Regions from separate parts of the Homo sapiens genome. Here region 2 is linked to region 1. Evidence: chromatin loops called from intact Hi-C (ENCODE). Cell type or tissue: dorsolateral prefrontal cortex. All regions are shown on one strand. Each heading gives the region's core, and the rest is flanking DNA. Links, peaks and the distances in the headings are about the cores only.

Evidence for each region. Hi-C counts contacts between places; a loop is a spot of excess contacts. Peaks named below come from ENCODE experiments on the same cell type or tissue, not always from the same donor. Only the 100,000 strongest peaks of a DNase experiment are listed, where the experiment ranks them.
Region 2: a loop joins it to region 1, with 5 times the contacts of the local background. A loop is called at or near these places in 35 of 110 quality-filtered maps.

What each region holds. Positions count from the first base shown.
Region 1 is chr2:50,491,364-50,494,287 of GRCh38, forward strand. All of the region lies in intron 15 of NRXN1 (neurexin 1), which reads right to left. Among named protein-coding and RNA genes, the nearest start is that of MIR8485, 200 kb to the right of the region's middle. In dorsolateral prefrontal cortex, for the core only: CTCF peaks have their summits at 355 (motif pointing right), 1,296 (motif pointing left) and 1,495; a DNase peak (open chromatin) is centred at 1,278; H3K4me3 peaks cover 881 bases; H3K27ac peaks cover 1,489 bases.
Region 2 is chr2:48,945,498-48,948,421 of GRCh38, forward strand. No RefSeq gene overlaps it. Among named protein-coding and RNA genes, the nearest start is that of MIR548BA, 110 kb to the right of the region's middle. In dorsolateral prefrontal cortex, for the core only: CTCF peaks have their summits at 1,157 (motif pointing right) and 1,359; a DNase peak (open chromatin) is centred at 1,184.

The sequences.
Region 1 (2,924 bases), core at 173-2,672:
TCAAACTTTGCTTAGAGGTTGAGTATATTTGAAAAGAAAGTCCCTGTTGAGTTGTTTCTGATTAGGGACATTTAAGTGGCTTCGTAGCAGGATGAACAATAGCAGGCAGTTGCCTTCAGGGTGAGATTTAAGGAGGAATACTAGGAAGGTTGAGGAGGAGATAAATGGGTGATGATCCTGGTAAGAAGGAAAAGGGGCAAGATCAGAAGACAATGAAGACAATGCCAGAGCTCAAAATCCTTGAAGGAGTTTTGGGTTTGAGAGGGAGAACAGAGGAGGAAGAAAGGACAAAGTACTGCCTGGGCTGACCTAGATGTGGCCCATAAATAAATCACTGTACTCAGTTTTATGTAGTTTTGCTAGGTGGCCACCTGAGGGCACTCTATGCTACACAGCTAGGAATCTTTAATTTTCCCCCTATCAAGTAAACTATATATATCCTCAATTTGCTGAAGGATAAACTTAGCTAATGCTTTAAAGAAGGGTACTCATTGAAGGTGGGGGCCAAAAGCAATTCTTCCTCCCTATTTTTTCCCTCAACTAGATTAATAAATGAGCAAGACTGACCTCAATTTAAATCCCTGGGTAATTGCAAGGATTAAATACAGTAACTTCAGTTAAATCTATTTAGCATTTAGTAGGCACTTAATAAATATTAGCTCCCTCCCATATATATGCACATCCTAACATACAAATTTGCCAAATACAGGAACAAGAGAAGGAACACAAGGAGGAATCGCACCAACCATTTATCTCTCTAAAGAAGGCAGGGCTCAGAAGTCCTAAAATGAATACAAAGCTAGGCTAGGAAATCATTCCAGAGAGCAAATTTCTGCTGCTCCTTTCATTGCATGTTGCTGCTTGTACATAATAACCAGAGGGAATAGAACACAAACAGCTGGGAAATAAAGATGAAAGCAAAACTGTATCAGCAGGAAGAGACACACAACCCCCTGAGAATCGAGCGGTGTCATGAGAGATAAGCTGAACAAGGCCAGCTGCATGGAATTTATCTTCTGAGAGAAAGATCATTAGATTCCTACCCATTTCTGATCGTTTCTATTGGAGTCAAGGTGGAGAATGAAATACATGAGCCCCAGTTTTCAAAGTTCTACACTAAAGTCCTGTTCCTATAATGAAACAGAGCCACGGACAAAAGAATGCATCACTATAAAAGCCAACTGTGGAATTTTAGATGTCTGAAAACAAAAGAAATTCTACTTCCCCTTGCAAACGGAGCAGGTTGAGGTTTCCCCAACTCCCGGGTCCTATGCAGCATGTTTTGTGGCCTTCTGCTGCCCTCTAGTGTCTTTTTAAGGTATGGTAAAACATAAGGAGGATAAAAAAAATTCTCCTAATAATCCTAACCAGCCAACAATGTGACTTCAGCCCAGGGCTGGTAAAACAAACAAAAAAACAGTAACATTCTGAAATAAAAGCAAAACCAGGATTTATACAAAAATTTAAAAGTGAGTTAAATTTGGCCTCAACATAGATCTTGCATTATTTCAGGACTCTGAAATAATGGCATCTCTATCAGTCAATGCACTTTAAAAAGAAAGATGCCTGTTTTCTGTGCATCTCTCTCAAATGATTACTGCCTTGGTTGGTCTGAGATAGGATCCAGAAATATGAACTTCGCAAACACCACAACATGATTCTCAAGTAGCTAAAGTTGGCTGACCTTCTTTTGAGAAGCACCAAAGATGGCTGCAATGACTCTCAGCAGGATGGAGAGTAAATCTGATGTTTTCTTTAATTCTTTAAGAATACAATCTATTGACCAAAACAGGTCAACTTTCATTTTTCCTGCAGCTCAGTGCTACATGATTAGTATGCAAAGAAAATACTGCTGTCCATGTCTGAGCGAAGAGTTCATGTAGAAGTTCTCCTTTATGAATAAGTCCCTCTAAATTCCAGCAGGCATCCAGGTGGAAAAAAGAAAAAAATGCCTCGTTGCTCTTGCTCACCCTTCAAATATCCCTCAAACATTACTGCTGCAAAAAAGCCTTCCAGGTGGTCCCAGCTTGGTTTCAATGCCCCACTACAGCTCCACAGCACCTAAAAGTGCTGTCCTTCTCTGTCCTATAAGTGCTCCCTCAACGCCAGTGTTCTCATAGAGACGGAGAGCTTTGCATTGCAGAAACCCTGTTGTCCTCTTTCCAAAGTCAATGCTCCATAAATACTCATGCTCTGGCCAATGCCCACAGCCACCCTTACCCAAAGTGGTGATGATGGGAGACAAGACACATCAGGCCCCACAGCAGGCTGTTCTCAAACTCCCTCTAGCTGATGGTGCACATGATAAGAGGCACCGTGGGATGACTGTTGCCATCGGATCACATACCCAATTTGTTAGCTCAAACTTGGACTAATTTTAGAAACTTGCTCTTACTTTTCTGCAATGCAGAAGGTATTATTCTATACTAATGATTAGCCCCTTCACATGGGAAATTCACAAACAATTTTAATTGTGCTTTTTAAAAAAACACAAGTACACTGAGAGTTCATTACTATATATCTTAATACTATGTAATATGCCATTTTTAAGTTCATACTTACAGTGTTTTTTCTTTATTATGGGCAAAGCCTGTTTTATCTTCAGAGTTATCCATCACTTAATGCTTTAATAAAAATAAACTCTGAAGTACTTAGGTGTGTAAGTACCCCCACCAGAAAGAATCCTAGTCTACAATCTCCTATTACCTTCACTTCCATTTGTTAATGAAAAATAAGCAGATATTTACTTCTCAGGAGACAGTGTCCTAACTATCTGAAGAAATACAATCCATTGTCTCACACGGCTTCTCTGGACCCTCAATGTGTAGGGCTGTACATGCCACATACTTCAACCAATTATAAACTGCTTTTTTTTTAGCCATTTTAATTTCCAACAGAGTATCCCTAATTTCCAGTGAAGTTCA
Region 2 (2,924 bases), core at 181-2,680, 1.5 Mb before region 1:
AAGAGATAGAGACCATCCTGGCCAACATGGTGAAACCTTGTCTCTACTAAAAATACAAAAATTAGCTGGGCGTAGTGGTGCACCTGTAGTCTCAGCTACTTGGGAGACTGAGGCAGGAGAATCGCTTGAACCCGAGAGGTGGAGGTTGCAGTGAGCCTAGATCCCGCCATTGTACTCCAGCCTGGTGACAGAGCGAGATTCCGTCTCAAAAAAAAAAAAAAAAGTTAAACTAGAGCTTAGAGTAGACGTCAGGAATGGATATACGGATACTATAGTCAAAATCATAAATGTGATAGATTGTGAAAATAAAGACAAAAAAAGACAGGGAGCCCCAGGTTATATCCTTGGAGGATACATACATTGTTGGGAGGCATGGGGAGACTAAAAACTAGAAGCATTATCAGAGGTGTGCAGGTCTAAGAATTAAAAATGGGAGAGGCTTTTAGGATGAGTACTTTGTCAACGGTGTTAAGGGCGGCAGAGAAGCTCATGGTGATTGTGTTAAAAAATGATTATAGAGTTTTGTGTTTAAAATATGTATATTTGTTTACTATGATGGTAGCAGGTTCCATAAAATAATGAGTAGTGGGCAGAATCTAGATTGCTAAAGGACCGTTCAATGCTTATCTAAGATACTTCATATTATTTTTTGTAGCTTATAATAGATGTTCAAGAAATACTTGTTTGGGAGTGAAATCAACATTCACATTCTTTTTAGAAGCAGCTATTTTTGTTTGGAGAGTACTTTCTGATACTGCCTCTGGAACAACTTTAATGAAAGTAGAGTCCAGCACTTACCTGAAGTTGTGATTATCTACAACCATCTGCAATGTGGTTCATCTCTAGTTTTCACTTGGAGCCTCACTGGATGTCAAGCTGCAGGCTGCTAAGAGCAATCAGCTGGGCAGGTAGAAAATTATGTGTATGTGAGTCTAAGTATATTTATATTGACCTGGTAGATGCCTAAATCTCAAAAGAATTTTAAAATTATGTCATGTTTTATGTAATGGAAAATTATCAATTTTATTTGTAAATTATTTCTGGAAGTTTGCTGAAAATAACATAAGCAGTGGCTTAGCCCATAGGCTTGGGGTTAGATGTGGGGGGTGCAGAGAAGAATCTGATTTACTGTGTAGCCTGTAGTTACTTGATTTCACCACTAGATGGTGATCTTGTATTAGCCTGGCAAGCTGCCCACTAACAAAGGGTGGCATACAGTCGACTGCAGGTGGTTGAAACCTATTACATTGACATAGAGAAGCTTTTTTGGTGTTGTGAAATGGTTGATACTTGAAGTAATAAAAATTAGGGAATGTTAGTGTCCTTCTGACTATACAGACTATGATGAACTGAGAACACTTGAGTACCTGGTTAGAAACCTACAGTGGGGGAAATGGGGAGAATACTGTCTTAGGAAGCACAAAATCTGCATTCTAGTTCACCTGTTGCTGCTTGTAGCATATTTGGGAAGTCATTTTCCTTCCAAGGGCTTCAGCTACTTCACCTGTAAAATGGGAGATGATGATATCTACCTTGTCAGCGGCTGTGCCAGTTTTCCCCAAGACCTTTTCCTGTTCTTTTAGTGGTGGGGAAAAAGAGGTGGAGGTGTAGTGTGTCTACAGTAGGAGAAGAAAGAAGGCACTGAGGAATCTTGGTTGGTCTTGGTCTACTTTTTTTCTAATTTTAACTTTCTTCCTTGGTCACGTGGATGGAGTCTTAGTAAAAGATCTTTCTCTCACTGGGAGAACCGGGAGTGAGAGTCTTTGCTACAGACTGAGAGTAGAGAAAGGAATAGAGGAAAAAACTGAAAGGGAAAATGTTCTATAAAGGCATTGTGGGGTGTGTGTGTGTCTGCATGTGTGTCTAGAGCCACAGAAAGGTGAAGTAGAAGATGTTCATTGTTGGGAATTCCATTATTATTATTGATTAGTTGAACCCCCTTAGTTGTCACTGAAGCCTCATAAAAAGCCATGATGATGGTCTTGTGTTCCAATTTTACAGTTGAGGGACATAAGGAGGGCTTATGATACATCTTTATTCAATGTTAAGGCCTTATTTTCAATCTGAGAGTCAATATAATAAATAATGGCAGTGGGTTTTATTTCATGCTTAATCAAAGGGCCTTGTATGAGGGACATCTTAGCCAGTTATGCAGAAATAAATTATTTGGCTTATAAATTGATACTATTTTACTAGGAGAAAATAATGTCCTTAGTGGGGTAAATTTCTTGGAGGCTCAAGTTATAACTGTTTTTCTCAGTTTTTCACAGGATGCTTTTCAAATGATAAATAGCCTTTGGCAGAGAAAAGGAATTTGATTCTGTCCTCTCTAATCCAGAAATTCCATAATGGAGCCACAGAAAGCGTCTTGCTCGGTTTCAGAGTAATTAGTGATTACCCAGAATTACTTGAAGGAACTGGATTGTATCCTTTCTGATAGGAGAAGCCATGAAAGACTTTATCCTAACCATTCTATATCTTCTTATTAGAATAGAATAGAATCAAAATAGATGAAGATTTGATCTTTCCTGGAAGGAAAGGAACAGCTAAAGAGAGACGGGAGTTTGAAAGCATATGCTGAGAGAAAAAAATGAATTAAATTATGGCAGGAACTGTACCCTATAGAGGATATGGTTTTGTGACTGTCTATTCACTCCTCTCATGAGTTTCTGCCTTTGAGAAATTTTCGTTGTTTTGTTTGTTTTGAGATAGGGTCTCACTTTGTTACTCGGGCTAGAAATAGACTACAGTGGCATGATCATAGCCCACTGTAACCTTGAACTCCTGAGCTCAGGTGATACTCCTCCTGCCTCAGTCTCCCAAGTAGCTGGGAATACAGACATGTACCACAACAACCAGCTAATTAAACATTTTTTTAAAAAAGACAGGGTCTTCCTATGTTGCCCAGGCTGGTCTTGAATTCC